Linked DNA regions of Homo sapiens: all the other regions are linked to region 4. The links are chromatin loops, found by intact Hi-C in ENCODE. Cell type or tissue: heart right ventricle. All regions are shown on one strand.

Evidence for each region. Hi-C counts contacts between places; a loop is a spot of excess contacts. Peaks named below come from ENCODE experiments on the same cell type or tissue, not always from the same donor. Only the 100,000 strongest peaks of a DNase experiment are listed, where the experiment ranks them.
Region 1: a loop joins it to region 4, with 3 times the contacts of the local background. A loop is called at or near these places in 42 of 110 quality-filtered maps.
Region 2: it touches region 4 in a loop (4-fold over the local background); 37 of 110 quality-filtered maps call a loop at or near these places.
Region 3: it touches region 4 in a loop (4-fold over the local background); 33 of 110 quality-filtered maps call a loop at or near these places.

Annotation. Positions count from the first base shown.
Region 1 is chr3:32,465,691-32,469,690 of GRCh38, reverse strand. No RefSeq gene overlaps it. Among named protein-coding and RNA genes, the nearest start is that of CMTM6, 35 kb to the left of the region's middle. RefSeq lists silencers at 1,235-1,344, 1,935-2,004. In heart right ventricle, a CTCF peak has its summit at 1,691 (motif pointing right); DNase peaks (open chromatin) are centred at 1,680 and 2,628; H3K4me3 peaks cover 829 bases; H3K27ac peaks cover 254 bases.
Region 2 is chr3:32,295,358-32,299,357 of GRCh38, reverse strand. All of the region lies in intron 1 of CMTM8 (CKLF like MARVEL transmembrane domain containing 8), which reads right to left. Among named protein-coding and RNA genes, the nearest start is that of CMTM8, 59 kb to the right of the region's middle. In heart right ventricle, CTCF peaks have their summits at 2,247 and 2,462 (motif pointing left); a DNase peak (open chromatin) is centred at 2,457.
Region 3 is chr3:32,176,570-32,180,569 of GRCh38, reverse strand. No RefSeq gene overlaps it. Among named protein-coding and RNA genes, the nearest start is that of CMTM8, 60 kb to the left of the region's middle. RefSeq lists enhancers at 2,138-2,307, 2,613-2,782 and a cis regulatory region at 2,697. In heart right ventricle, CTCF peaks have their summits at 2,488 (motif pointing left) and 3,156 (motif pointing left); a DNase peak (open chromatin) is centred at 2,489.
Region 4 is chr3:32,396,752-32,400,751 of GRCh38, reverse strand. The region is part of intron 1 of CMTM7 (CKLF like MARVEL transmembrane domain containing 7); the gene reads right to left. Among named protein-coding and RNA genes, the nearest start is that of CMTM7, 6.9 kb to the right of the region's middle. In heart right ventricle, CTCF peaks have their summits at 1,341 and 1,541 (motif pointing right); a DNase peak (open chromatin) is centred at 2,028; H3K27ac peaks cover 2,417 bases.

The sequences.
Region 1 (4,000 bases), 69 kb before region 4:
TCTGCTGTTCTGAGCACCCTTACAGCCCCCTAGCTAGTCCAGCTCTGCCTGTCCCTTTCATTCCATCCATACCTGGCTTTCAGTCATAACATGTATTATGCAGGTTTTTTTCTGGGCTTTTTTTCTGATATGCAGTGGCCTCATTACTCAGAGTTTGCATTTTGTAAGAAATCCACCTCTTGTTCAAATGACTTGCTTGTTTGAGAAGTTTAGTGGCTGAAGACTCGTTTTGTCTCACTCATCCCTCTGGGGCCTTGCGGTCTTTCTCTTTCCAGTCCCCTGGCCAATCAGCCAAGCCGTTCACCACTCCCTGAGTCTGTATATTTTCTTTCCAGCGGATGATCAGATGCACTGCCCAGAGCTTTGCCCATTGGGAGTGTTTCCTTTCACTGCTGTCTTTCAAGGCTACCCCTGAAATAACACTATTAGTGCAGCCAGCACACATTTTCAGCTTGTATCCACGTGGCCCGCTGAGCCATCATCATGAGTGAACCAGGGAAGGAGAGTGAGCCAATATGAGGATATTACTGAGTTAGCCACCACTGTGTGATTGGTTGCTCGATTCCACAGGACTGTCCTCTGAGAAGCTGTGTAAAATGTGCCTCAGGGTGGTCTGGTCCAGGAGAGGAGGAGGAAGAATGCACGCACTGGTTCCTGTGTCCCATTGGTCAGTGTTACCTCACAGGGAGTGAATTCCCCTGCAGCACTTGCAAGTTGCACTGTGTGGCCGCTGAGCAGGTCCCATGGCAGTGTCCACAGGAAAGCGCCAAGGTGACAGTTGAAGGCCCAAATCACAGCTATCAGGTTATGCTGGCATGACATGGTCGTAGGCCTTGCAGGGCTAGCACTGCAGTGGTGGCTGGATCAAGGGATAGGTGAGGCCAAGAGGATGTAACATGTTGCATAATGGTAAGTGAATAAAGTCCTGAAAGATTACATACAGTGTGGTATCTTTTCCATTTAATTATAAACTACCAAGATTACAAGAAATGCAAGCCCGTGATCAATGGGGGATTTGGGAGGTTACCTTGGGAGGAAAAAGATGGGAGGGTGATGAACTGAAGAAGCATATTGTTACAGTTGAATGCAGGTTGTCACGACTAGCTTCAGTGCTGACTATAAACAAAAAATAGGGAAGGAGGGAGGAAGGAGGCCATGCATGGACCATGATTAGAGTGTAAGAGTGTTATGAACTCAGGATGATGATTAATCTGTGTACCTGAGGTTCAAATAAAACGTGCAGGCCGGGCGCGGTGGCTCACGCCTGTAATCCTAGCACTTTGAGAGGCCGAGGTGGGCGGATCATGAGGTCAGGAGTTTGAGACCAGCCTGGCCAACATGGTGAAACCCCGTCTCTACTAAAATACAAAAATTAGCCGGGCGTGGCGGTGGGCGCCTGTAATCCCAGCTACTGGGTAGGCTGAGGCAAGAGAATTGCTTGAACCTGGGAGTTGGAGGTTGCAGTGAGCCGAGATCGTGCCGCCACTGGACTCCAGCCTGGGTGACAGAGTTAGACTCTGTCTCAAAAAGAAAAAGAAACCCACAAAACAACAACAACAAAACCCCCCAAAAAACAGCAACAAAAAAACCGTGCAAGTGGATGCTTCTAATGTGAACAGTTCTTAGCTTTCCCAGAGGCGTGGCTCTCCCCAAGGAACGCGGCGGCGATGCTTCCCGATGGCCGCCAGGGGGCGTGCGCGGCCAGGAGCGGGCGCGTTGCGCGCGGGCTCCTGCAGCCACCTGCTTGGTGGGTTTTGTTTTCGCTACAGGAGAGCTGTGTCCAGCTGGGAGGTGTGGCAGCAGGCACAGCTGTTGGCCGGGGACCCCGGGGGCTCCCCAGGGAGGGCCTCCGCCCAGCGCGCTGCCCCTGGGTTCGCTAGGAAGCATCTGCCAGACCGGCGGGGCCCCGACTTTCCGGAGAACTGCCAAGACCCTGGGGCAAGCGCTTGAGGGCCCTCCTGGGCAGGATCGCAAACTGGGGCTGGCTGCTTCAGCTAGCCCCCAGCAGGTGTGTTTGGCCTGAAGTGTATCTTTGAAAAGATACTTGGCAGCATTTAAAAATCGGGAAATGTTTAGCGTGGAAATCCAGATGACCATTTCTCTGGGTCACTTGGGGCATCTGGCAGCACTTGGCCAGCGGCTCGCTCCACACGCATCCCTGCCCGGCTGATGAGGTTTGTCACAGTTTCGGTTAAATCAGTATTCCGCGTGACCATTATTCTGGCTGTTATCACTATTCACAACTGAGCCAAGCGGCACACTTCATGCTGTGGTAACATTTCCTTTTTTGCATAACTCTACGTGGAGTATTTTTTATTTTATTTTTATTTTATTTTTTTGAGAAGGAGTTTCGCTCTTTTTGCCCAGGCTGGAGTGCAATGGTGCAATCTCGCCTCATCACAACCTCTCCGCCTCCTGGGTTCAAGTGATTCTCCTGCCTCAGCCTCCCGAGTAGCTGGGATTACAGGCATGCACTACCACGCCCAGCTAATTTTGTATTTTTAGTAGAGACAGGGTTTCACCATGTTGGTCAGGCTGGTCTTGAGGTCTTGAACTCCCGACCTCAGGTGATCTGCCCGCTTCAGCCTCCCAAAGTGCTGAGATTACAGGCGTGAGCCACCGCACCCGGCCTATGTTGTTTTTTATGTACACAGAATATGGCAATAAAACCCAAACAGTCCACCAGTTGTCTCCCCAGCCCTCCTCCAACCTGGGCCCTTTCCATCCACCTGGTGCCCAGTGGTTCCTGGCATCTCCCTTTATGTCAGTGGTTTCTGTCAGGCCTCTAAGCCCAAGCTAAGCCATCATATCCCCTGTGACCTGCACGTACACATCCAGATGGCCAGTTCCTGCCTTAACTGATGACATTCCACCACAAAAGAAGTGAAAATGGCCTGTTCCTGCCTTAACTGATGATATTATCTTGAGAAATTCCTTCTCCTGGCTCATCCTGGCTCAAAAGCTCCCCTACTGAGCACCTTGTGACCCCCACTCCTGCCCGCCAGAGAACCCCCCTTTGACTGTAATTTTCCTTTACCTACCCAAATCTTATAAAACGGCCCCACCCCATCTTCCTTCGCTGACTCCCTTTTCGGACTCAGCCCGCCTGCACCCAGGTGATTAAAAGCTTTATTGCTCACACAAAGCCTGTTTGGTGGTCTCTTCACACGGACGCACATGAAATTTGGTGCTGTGACTCGGATCGGGGGACCTCCCTTGGGAGATCAATCCCCTGTCCTCCTGCTCTTTGCTCCGTGAAAAAGATCCACCTATGACCTCAGGTCCTCAGACCCACCAGCCCAAGGAACATCTCACCAATTTTAAATCAGGTAAGCAGCCTCTTTTTACTCTCTTCTCCAACCTCCCTCACTATTCCTCAACCTTTCTCCTCTCAATCTTGATGCCACACTTCAATCTCTGCCTTCTCTTAATTTCAATTCTTTTCATTTTCTGGTAGAGACAAAGGAGACACGTTTTATCTATGGACCTAAAACTCTGGCGCCGGTCATGGACTGGGAAGGCAGCCTTCCCTTGGTGTTTAATCATTGCAGGGACGCCTGATTATTCACCCACGTTTCAGAGGTGTCAGACCACGCAGGGACGCCTGCCTTGGTCCTTCACCCTTTGAGGCAAGTCCCACTTTCCTGGAGGAGGGACAAGAACCCCAACCTCTTATCTCTGTGCCCCATCCCTTTTTTCCGTGCCCTGACCCCTTTTCCACTTTTCTGGAGGGTAAGAATCCCCCACCCCTTCTCCGTGTCTCTACTCTCCTTTCTCTGGGCTTGCCTCCTTCACTATGGGCAAGCTTCCACCTTCCATTCCTCCTTCTTCTCCCTTAGCCCGTGTTCTTAAGAACTTAAAACCTCTTCAACTCACTCCTGACCTAAAACCTAAATGCCTTATTTTCTTCTGCAATGCCGCTTGACCCCAATACAAACTCGACAGTAGTTCCAAATAGCCGGAAAACGGCACTTTCAATTTTTCCATCCTACAAGATCTA
Region 2 (4,000 bases), 100 kb after region 4:
TGGTTAAACCAAGTACTTCAACAAGTTTACAAAATACAGAGTAACCTAAGCCAATATTTTCATTGATTCAAACCAATGGTCCCTTTTAAATTCTTCTCCAAAAGGAAGGAGTAGAAGGAAGAAAAATTAACATTTGGAAATCGTGCCTTGAAATTTTCTCACCTTACACTGTATGATAATACAGGCTCTAGGCCCATGGGCTGTTTTCTATGAAAATACGTCAGGACTCTTTGAGGTGTGATCCCAAGAGGGATTTGAAGCAGCAATCTGAGCGGGGCACAGTGTTTCGTGTCTATAATCCCAACTGTTTGGGAGGCTGAGGTGGGAGGATCATTTGAGCCCAGAAGTCCAAGAGCGGCTTGGGCAACATAGCCTGGACCCCTGTCTCTAAAAAAAAAAAAATATATATATATATACATATATATATATATATGTGTGTGTGTATGTGTGTGTGTGTGTATGTGTGTATATATATGTATGTGTGTGTATATATATGTGTGTGTGTATATACACACACACATATATATACACATACACACGTGTATATATATATATATATTAGCTGGGTGTGGTGGCGCATGCCCCTAGTCCCAGCTGCTTGGGAAGCTGAGGTGGGAGGATTGCTGGAGCTCAGGAGAAGGCTGCAGTGAGCTGAGATCGCACCACTGCACTCCAGCCTGGGTGACAGAGTGAAACCCTGTCTCAAAATTTTTTTTAAAAAGCAGCAATCTGATAAGGAGCCGAATGATAGGAGAGCAAGTGAAATATGAAGTCAGGATTGTTTCAATTTAATTAGCAGAAGCTGGATATAAGAAAAATATCTAGCAAGGATCGCCCTGGAAAGAGACCAAGAGTGCTCATTCTGAAATTTTTTAAAGAGAATGAAAGATTTCAGAAAGTAAAAAAAAAAAAAAAAAAAGGGGGGTATGTTTATAGTATCTCTGTATTTTAGATCCTCAAATATTTATATAGAGTTTTTAATTAGGGGCTGGACGTGATGGCTCACGCCTGTAATCCCAGCACTTAGGGAGGCCAATGCGGGTGGATTGCTTGAGATCAGGAGTTTGAGACCAGCCTGGCCAACATGGCAAAACCTGTCTCTACCAAAAATGCAAAAATTAGCTGGGCATGGTGGTGGGAGCCTGTAGTCCCAGCTACTGGGGAGGCTGAGATAGAATTGCTTGAACCTGGGAGGCAGAGGTTGCAGTGAGCCCAGATTGTGCCACTGCACTCCAGCCTCAGCGACAGAACGAGACTCCAGCCACTGCCCCCCACCCCCAACCAAAAAAAAAAAAAAAGTTTTTAGTTAAGAGATTAGAGAGCTTTTGTTGGAGTTCTGAGCAATGGCTGCTGCTGATGACCATGAAACCAGTTGAAGAACACAAGCCAGACTTCTTTACCTTGGTGCTTGAGTTTCTCATCATCTCCAATTTTTAAAATGTTATTCTTATCCAGGGTTCCCTCATAAACACTTCAAGTCCTTAAATTAACACTCAGTCCATTTTCCCAAATCCTTCCCACACACAAACCTTATTTTCCCACCCACAGACCTGTATTTTAAAATGCCAAATCCCCCTGAGTTTAAGAACTTGTCTTTCCTTAACTTCCACAAGCTGGTAATTAACTTTCCAAATGAGGCTGGTGAGCAATAGAAGAAATTGTTATCTTTCACCATCAATGTTTTGCACAAGATGCTGTGATGACACTGCTGGGATTTCAGACAGACAAAGCAGCCTGGAGTGTCTGCGCCACCCCAGACGGGGCTGCTGCTAGCCACAGCATTCTCTGTGCAAGGTTACCACTGTATTCCCCAAGGTGAGCTTTAGTCACAAATGTTGGTTCACAGATAAGAATAGCCTCATCAAAAGTTTAGGTACAGGCCAGGCACGGTGGCTCACGCCTGTAATCCCAACACTTCGGGAGGCATAGGTGGGTGGATCACCTGAGGTCAGGAGTTGGAGACCAACCTGGCTAACATGGTGAAACCCCACCTCTACTAAAAAATGCAAAAATTAGCTGGGTGCAGTGGCGGGCGCCTGTAATCCCAGCTACTTGGGAGGCTGAGGCAGGAGAATCACTTGAACCCAGGAGGTGGAGGTTGCAGTGAGCCGAGATTGTACCACTGCACTCCAGCCTGGGCAACAAGAGTGAAACTCCATCTCAAAAATAAATAAATTAAAAAAATAAAGTTTAGATATCCCTAGACTGTGTACATTCAAGGTGAGGAAATGATGTAATCTTTCTTTGAACCCAGAGGGCAATTTTTCTAAAATCATCTTTTTGCATCAACACATCCTAAGGGGATGTTTTTCTCTCTGTTCAATGGCTAGACCACAAACCTTCCAGAAAAACAACCATCCTATGAGAGCAAACACACGGGGAGGGAGTGGAGAAGGCATCCTCAGGATCCCTTATTTACAATAACGAAAATGTGGAGGTCATGGTGGACGGCTCTGCTGCCCTCTACTGGCCATGTCAAGCATCATCAGCCACAATAACACACAGTCTGCCGCCCTGGTTTTTCCCTTTGTGGTTTTAATTAGGCACTGCTCTTCCCGAGGAAAACCTGGGTGAGAGAGGCAGGAGGCCCCCACCCATGGAACCTCAGATCTGGATGGAACATCTAATGCAACATGGGCACATTACACAACCCTAAGGGGTGCCATTCCTGTGGAATACATCAACAGAGCTCTTGCACTTAAGCAATCCTGCAGCCCCAGTGGGTCATTTAATAAATGCCCCAGAATGGTAAGTGATCATTCCAGGGTCATCAGACCTGTGATGGACCAGAAGCAGGACCTGTTGCTTGCCTCAAGGGAGTGGCAAAGGGAAACAAGATTCCTACAAAGGAAAACAGGTTCCGACTGGGCTGGCCCCAGTGAGGAGAGCCAAGTCAGAACATGTATCCACTTCCTATTCTACGCTTCAACTATCCATCTGTCTAGCCATAACTCATTGTGCCAGGTACTCATTGCAGATACATACCACCAGATGGGAGAGACAAGCCTACTCCGGAGGGGGCTGAACAATTAGGGAGATTCAGACAAGTAAACCAGCAATTACCCTATAATGCTGTAGAAGTCTGGGTCAGGTGTGGTAGCTCATGCCTGTAATCCCAGCACTTTGGGAGGCCGAGGTGGGAGGATCACTTGAGCTCAGGAATTCAAGACCAGCCTGGGCAACATAGTGAGACCTCATCTTTATTTAAAAAAAAATAAAAAATAAAAGGCTGAAGCAAAGAAGTCCTGATTGTTACTGAGCACAGAGCTGGAGGGGCACACAACACAGACTGAGAGGTGGGAAAATCAAGGATGGTTTCCTGAAGACAGTGACATCCAAGACAGAACAAAAGGATTTAAAGGATATATAGATATTAGCCAGGTGAGGTGGGCATGGAAACCATTACAGGCAAGTGGAATAACAGGTAGAATAAAGCAGAGATGAGACAGCATGGAACATTTTAGGAACTGGAGGTCCAGTGGAGCTGGAACGTAGGGTGGATAGATATCCAGGCAACAAACAAAGCCAGATAGAAAGGCAGGCCCCGGATCACACAGGGCCTTGCAGTCCAGGAAAGGAGTCTGAACCATAGCCCGGAGGCCATGAGGAGCTGCTAGGGGTTTAAGCAGAGGGGAGACATTAATAGATGTGGGTATGGGTTTCCTCCATCATACTAGGCTCTGAAGAGGTTCCATGAAGGGCAGTCATCCTTCCTGCCCCCAAGGAACTTACAGTTCCTCAACTTAACAAAATGATATACAATAGTTGGATCTATGCTTACTACTGAATCATTTACTTCTATTCATTGGGTGTCTATCACCCTAATTGAATGCAAGCTCCACAAAGACAGGGATTTTCTCTTTCCGCTGTTTTGTTTTGTTTTTTTTTTTTTTTTTTTTTTTGAGATGGAGTCTCGCTTTATTGCCCAGGCTGGAACACAGTGTTGCAATCTTGGCTTACTGCAACCTCCGCCTCCTGGATTCAAACAATTCTCCTGTCT
Region 3 (4,000 bases), 220 kb after region 4:
GACATCCTGATGTCTACCCAAGATGTCCATTCTTATTGTATTTACTCTGTTGGCAGGAGTAAGGAAGAAGTCACTTTTGGGTAAACGCTGCTTAAAGTAGTAGCCATTCCAAATTTGCAGAGCAAATTTGTAAACGGAGAACTGAAAATGAACCAAGAAAAACTAGCACATCCTTGGCAACCTACCCTTCACAGGGCTTCAGCTGTGTTTTCTTAGAAACACAAACCATCTTTGTCAACAGAGCCTTGACACCCACTCATAAGGTGTACTGGCCGTCATACTCCAGTCCCTTTAAAAAGGGGCCTGCAGCTCCTTCACCGAGAACCAGTCAGTTTTGCTTAACAGAATTGCAAATTTGGTGGCTTAAATCATGTAGACTAAACATCCCTAAATGAAAGTGGTTTACAGAAAAAAGTTGGGATTGCTCCTCAAAGATCTCTGCATCAGGTCTGGCTGTTCAGTGGGATCCCGTGGGAGCTCTGGAGACACTCTAAGTCTGGGACCCACTCTAGAGCAGTGAAATCAGAATCTCGGAAAGGCGGGCAGGTCCTTGGCATTGTTCCCAAAGGCTTCCAGGTGATTTCAACACTCACCCGGGTGAGAAAGAGTGGTCCAGGGCGGAGCTTGTCAAAGCAAATGGGCACAGGACTCACCTGGGGATCTCCTTCAAGTTCAGAGTCTAATCCAGACAGGTCTGCGAGACGAGAGTGAGTTTCTAACGAGCTTCAGGTGATGCTGATGCTCTTGATCCCAGGCCACACAGGATAACAAGGGTCCCCAGGCCTACCTCTTTAATTATAGGGATTGGAATGGAGGATTTTCACCAATGAAGTACAGTTCAAAGCCAGTCAGAAACTTTTTGATCATCATGGTAAAAACAAAACAAAACAAACAAAACCAACTTTATTTATGTGTGAGGAGAGGTCAGGGGTAAGCAATCAGATCAGATGAGTAGAAATCAGATGCTATTAAAAACAGTTTTGAATTTCAGTTACATTTTTCAGTAAACATTACTTCAACTGATGAATGGGAAAACAATGTAGCATATCCCTACGATGGAATATTATTTGGTCATAAAAAGGAATGGAGTTCTGATACATACTACAACATGGATAAACCTTGAAAAATTAGGCTAAATGAAAGAAGCCAGTCACAATAGACCACATATTATATGATTCCATTTATATGTCCAGAATAGGCAAATTGATAGAGACAGAAGGTAGGTTGGTGGTTGCTTAGGGTTGGGGATGGGGGAATAGGGAAATGATAGCCAAAAGGTGAAGGTTTTTTTTTTTCAAGTTGGTGAAAATGTTCTAAAATTGTAACAAAAACCCATCGTACACTTTCAATGGTTGAATTGTATGATATATGAACTACATCTCAATAAAACTGTTATAAAATACTGGAAGATCTTTGCAGTGCATATAAGCAACCAAATATACAAAGGATATATATTTTAAATGTATTGCATATACTATATTATAGTCTTTAATATATTATCTTTATATAATATACAAGCATACATTATATATAATATAAAATATTAAGATTATGTAAGGACAGACTTTCAGGAGCAAGTCAACTCAAAAAAAAAAAAAAAAGGAAGAAGAAAAGAAAAGGAAAACAGAGGAAATGCACAGTCAACTCACAAAAGGAAATTGGAAGGCCAACGAACACAAGGAAAGAAGCTCAACATCTTTGGAAATCAGGGAAATGAACATTAAAATATCAACCAGATACCATTTCAGACCTATCAGATTGGCAAAAACCTACACAAATTAGTATGGCAACACCAGGTGATGCCAAATGTGGAGAAATGAGAATTCTTCTATACTAATAATGGTGGGAGAATAGATTGGTCCAAGTTCTTTGAAAAGCAATTTAGTAATATTTTAGTAAATTTGAAGATGTGAGTATCCCATGGCTTCCTAGTATATACCCATGAGAAAGTCTCACTTAGGTACACAAGAGGCATGCACAGAAATATTTCCCATTTTGTTTCTTTATTAGTAAAAAAAAAAAGAGAACCTTCAAACAACCTAAATCCCATCAATAGGGAAATGAATAACTAGAATGGGATTTATTCATATAATGGAAAGTAAGACAGCAGATAAAAAGAAATGAATTTGAGCTATTGTATGCAATAAAAATATTTAAAATAGAATTCATATTTTATCTCCTTCAAAATGAGACTAAATAGAGCAAAAGTATAGGAGAAAGTCGAGTTGATAAATATATATATTGCTTGCATCTGGCACACCATCACTCCTGCCACACTGCATTGGCAAAGCAAGTCACAAGAGCAAAGCCAGATTTGAGGGCCTGGGAGATATACCGTGTCTGTAAAGCCTGTAAAGTCTTGTGGCAAAATGCATGGATTCAGGGAGGGATGAAGTGGAGCCAAGATCTACTACATCACTATGTCATTTGTTCTGCCAAATCGCCATGTCATGTGCCTATTTCCAGACAGGAACCAACTGGAACAGAGCATCCCCTAGTGGTCATCTGTGGGCTAGATACTGAGGACACACAGTATCAGTAGAACCTCTGGCTTAGGGAGAACTGCCCAGTCACCAGAACACGTTGTATGCACAAAATGATCAGTAAGATATTCAACTTGAAGCCACAATTGACCCATGTGTTGAAGGAAAGGTAGGACTAAGTGTCCAGTGGAGACAAGGATGCTCTGGGAAGGAGAGGTGCCTTGAAGAAAGACTGGTGGTAGCCATACCTCTGTGCCTTTGTAAAATGGGACTATTACCACCTTCCCTGAAATAAGTTATAGGAAAGGGCCCGACACATAGTAACCGCTCAGAAAATGTTAATAGGCTCCAGAAACTGAGCTGTAATCCCGATCTGCATCCACATCCCACTCACTTTTCCAGCTACCACGGCACTGTCCCTTCTTCCCCCACTCCCAGGCTTTCTGCCATCACAGAGCCTTAGCACATGCTGCTACCTTTACCTGGAACACCTCTTCCTTCCCTATTTAATTCCACCCCATCCTGCTACATGGGTCGAGGGTCACTTCCTCAGGAAAGCTTTCCTTGACCCTAGTTACAACTTTGCTTAGCACACGACATGTCCTCAATAAGTATCTGTTAAATGAACGTTGTTGGTTGAATAACCCTTGCGCAGTGCTGCCCTCAAGTGATTATCCTGGGTATTGCAATAATTAATTTCAAACGGTTGTCACACTTAGGACGGCAGGATCAATGAGAACAGAGTCCTGAATGAGTAAGTCCTGAGCAATGGGATGCAAGATTCATAAATTACCCGCAAGAAATGAAATGTGAACTTCTGAAGTTCAGGCCTCACCCTGGACACTGTGCTGGGCTTAGACTCCCGCTTCTTCCTTCCTGCCACACAGATACTTCCTTCACCCAACTCTGGCTTCAGTAACTGCCTGGACACTGGCCTCACCCAACATCTCTGCTCCTCATCCCCTTTTGATCTGTTGTCCAGAGTGTCCTCTTGCTTCCTGCACATCTCCCCACAAAGGTCCCAAGCAATTCCATCCAAATATGGATTTGTCATTTTCTCTCTGGGTTCTTTCCATCATGAAGTCCCCTAATATGTTCAGGGAATTGGGAAAAGCAAATGACATGTTTTCTGACTTCTCAAGAAACCCAAGATAAAAGATACTATTTACAGAAAAGAAAATTAAGGCCTAGGGGGAAGTTAGCTCCCCAAGTTCACACAGGTCTAAAATTTGAACCCCCACCTGACTCCAAAGTTCTGAAACTAGAGATGGACTAGTTTTAGGGGGTTATGACTTTAAGAAAAATAAAAATCTATGAAAACAAAGTTTGGTACAGGGCCTTAGAAAGGATTTACACAAGTGAGGGTCTTGAAGCTTACATTTCATTAGCTTCATGATTACACAGCATCCTAGTGAAAATTATGCTGTCTCCAAAGATAACAGACAAGCAAACCAGAAAGATTAGGATGCAAAGAGGTTTTATCTTTCCTACCACTCTCCTTGCTGAAACTGCCTCCT
Region 4 (4,000 bases):
ACCAAACTGCAGACGAACAAAATGCACCACATACTAAACAAACAGCAAGAAAAGCATTTACAGCCAGGCATGGTGGGTCACACCTGTAATCCCAGCACTTTGGGAGGCCGAGGCAGGTGGATCACGAAGTCAGGAGATTAAGACCATCCTGGCTAACACGGTGAAACCCCGTCTCTACTAAAAATACAATAATTAGCTGGGCATGGTGGCACATATCTGTAGTCCCAGCTACTCGGGAGGCTAAGGCAGGGGAATCACTTGAACCCGGGAGGTGGAGGTTGCAGTGAGCCCGCGCCACTGCACTCCAGCCTGGGCAACAGAGTGAGACTCCACCTCAAAAAAAAAAAAAAAAGAAGAAGAAGAAAAAAAAAGAAAAGCATTTACAAAATATGTATAGAATCATCCTAGTTTTGTTTAAAGAAAAACACCACCAGCCGGGCAAGGTGGCTCCCGCCTGTAATCCTAGCACTTTGCGAGGCCAAGGCAGGTGGATCACCTGAGGTCAGGGGTTTGAGACCAGCCTGGCCAACATGGAGAAACCCCGTCTCTACTAAAAATACAAAAATTAGCCGGGTGTGGTGGCACATGGCTGTAATCCCAGCTACTTGGGAGGCTAAGGCAGGAAAATCGCTTGGTCCTGGGAGGCAGAGGTTGCAGTGAGCTGAAACCGCACCACTGCACTCCAACCTGGGCAACTGAGACTCTGTCTCAATTAAAAAAGAAAAACAAACCACCACCAAAATTATGTGTATCTACTATAAAATACTTTAGTTTTACTTTTTAATCTTGGGGAAGAGGGAGTGGGTGAGTCTATTTTCTTCTTGTGCTCCCCAAAGTTTCCACAATGAACAAGTATTACTTTTGTTAGGAATAAAGCCAATAACTTATTTTATTATATTTTATTTTTGCATTTGTTTGGTCACTGACAGTAGTTTCTTGTCAGGAATGGGCTGAGGTCAAAGAATCTTGGCAGTGAGGTTCTTTGCTGCTTTTTACTCTCCAACTTCCAGGAAGTAGGACATGGGTGTGCAGACTGCACTTGGGAACCAAACTAGACCCCCTCCTCGCCCTCCGCCATACACATCTAAAGCAGAACATAAAGGGATGGGCCCTTCTGGATGATGCTGGGCTATTCTGTGCTAACAGGTCTATTCACAGCTAGACCAGAGGCTGACATCCCCCACAGCTGAATTCCACTTGGCACCTAACCTGTGAATTCTCAAAGTGAAGCCTGGAATTGCCCAGGCCTCTTAGAGGGTCTCCAGGACCCGCTCTCCTGCCAAGAAACCTTAGTGTACTCCCCCCAGCACCCAGTCTGGGAAGGCTCCTTCAATCTTATTTCAGACAAAACATCCTTTTAGGATATAAAGTATTTTGCACTGTCAAAATTGCACTGTCAAAATTCCAGTTTGCATTACTATTCTGAAATGAATAAGATGTATATGTAATATAACCCTAATCCCTGTGACAACCAAAAAAAAAAAAAAACAAAAGGTTCCATAAAATTCCAAAATAACCCCTAGGGGGCGGTACAGCCCCTAGTTAAGAGTCACCTCATGAATGGTGAGTTGATATGATGCTTTGCTGATTTTTCTTAGACTAAGGACTATATATTCACCAAGATTTGGCAGACCCTGGAGTCTGGTCCCTGCATACCTCCAGTCTCATCCCCAATACTCCCACCCTGTTCTCTCCCCTCCAGCCCTAGAGATACTCCTCCCTCCACTAACAGCCAGGGTCCGTGCTCTTTCTTTTCTTTTTGGGGGGATGGGAGGACAGGGTCTTGTTCTGTCACCTAGGCTGTATGGAGTGCCGTGGCGATCACCACTCACTGCAGCCTAGACCTCCAAGAGATCCTCCCATCTCAACCTCCCGAGTAGCTGGGACTACAGGCACGTGCTACCACACCCATCTAATTTTTGTATTTTTTTGTAGAGACCGGGTTTCACCATGTTGCCCAGGATGGTCTCAAACTCCTGGGCTCAAGCCATCCGCCCGCCTCGGCCTCCCAAACTGCTGAGATTACAGGCATGAGCCACTGCGCCGGCCAACGCTCTTTCTTCTGCTTGTGATGCAATTTCCTCATGCTCACATCAGATGTCCCTTCCTCAGAAACACCCTTCCTAATCCCCAAAAGGTCACACTCCCTAGTATATGCTCTATACCACTGAGTACTTCTCCTTCATAATTTCGAACCTGTTTGTAATTACATATTCATAACCATTTTGATTAATGTTTATTTTCTCTATTTGAGTATAAAGAGGCAGGGGCTCATCTGTCTTCTTTCCACAGTTCCCTAGCACACAGTCGTGATCACCTACTAGTTAGCTGATCACAGTAGGTGATCAACAAATATTTGCCAAATAAATAAATGAACCTCCCAGAAGATATTTAGATTTCCATCATTGCCGCTTGTGAAATACATTCTGATTCTCTGTCCATGTTATGGTTATGTAAACGTCACAGTCTGTTTTTCTGCACAGGCAGAAAGAGTCTATCCTGTTAATAGCTGTATTTCACATAGCGTAAGATTAACAGCATAGCAGATGCTCAGTGGATAAGATGGCACCCATTTCTAAATGTCTGGGGTGGGAAGATTAAGATAATTACCCCAATTCTGGCTCATTTCTTGCTACATCTTTTTCCTTCCCAACCCTAACATACCACTTATCTCTAACTTAAACATATATTGAATAAAGGCACCAAAGGGGTAAATGAGCCACTCCCAACCTGAAAACTTACACTCATCTGTCAAGATGCAATTTAAATATCACCTTTGCCCTCTGATCCTCTTCCATAAGGTGGGCAACTATCAGAACGTTTACCTTCCTGAGCAGCCAATTTTGGTACTTGTTCATCCCCTCAGCTTGTCAGAGGCATCCTAACCAGAGTGACTCCATCTTGAATAAAGGCCGAGAGAAAGCCAAATCTGCTGGATTACATTCCCAGGGGGTTGGGCAGTCTTGGTCACATGATGTTTATGGTTGAGGGAATGAGTTAATAATTTTTTTTTTTTTTTGAGACAGAGTCTCACTTTGTTGCCAGGCTGGAGTGCAATGCTGCGATCTCGGCTCACCGCAACCTCTGCCTCCCGGGTTCAAGAGATTCCCCTGCCTCAGCCTCCCGAGTAGCTGGGACTACAGGCGTGTGCCACCACGCCTGGCTAATATTTTGTATTTTTAGTAGAGATGGGGTTTCACCATGTTAGCCAGGATGGTCTCGATCTCCTGACCTCGTGATCCGCCCACCTCAGCCTCCCAAAGTGCTGGGATTACAGGCGTGAGCCACCACACCCGGCCCGAGTTAATAATATTAACTAACTAAATAAAGACCCAGAACTTACGGAAATGTCCCAGTTCTTCAAGAAGAAAAAGTATTCTTAGTTTAAGAATAGGTTCTGCTTTTAAAATAATGGTACACTCATAAGTTCTTGCTAAAATCAATAATCACATAGGAAAGTAACAATATTAATAGCTTGTCACAAGCTGATCGCAAGCTTTTGTAATAAAGTACACTATTTTTAATAACCTATATAAGCAAGCATTGTATTTGCAATGGGTGCGTTCCTCCTCTTGCTTTCTGAAGAGTCTCTACTCTGTAATTGAGTGGCGTCTAGTAAACTACTTTGACTTCACTATACTCTACAACTTGCCCTGAAGTTTTTTCTGCACGAGATCCAAGAACTGTCTCTTGGGGTCTGGGACAAGACCCCTCTTCCCATGACAAGCTGAACCACAGATTACTTGAGGGCAAGAACTTTGTCACAGTCATCTGATTCTGCACAAATGGAGATGAATGTGGCAGTTATAAATGTCTGCTGAATGAACAAATAGATAGGACGTGTTGGTAGGGCCACAAGCCCCATCCTGGGGTCTCCTTAATCCCACAGCAAGGATATCTAGACCCCTTCAGACCCCAGGGCATCCCTTTCAGCTCAGACCCTTCAGGCACTCAGGGGATGCCTTTCAGCCCAGCTTTTGTGACTCCTGCAGGGGACACT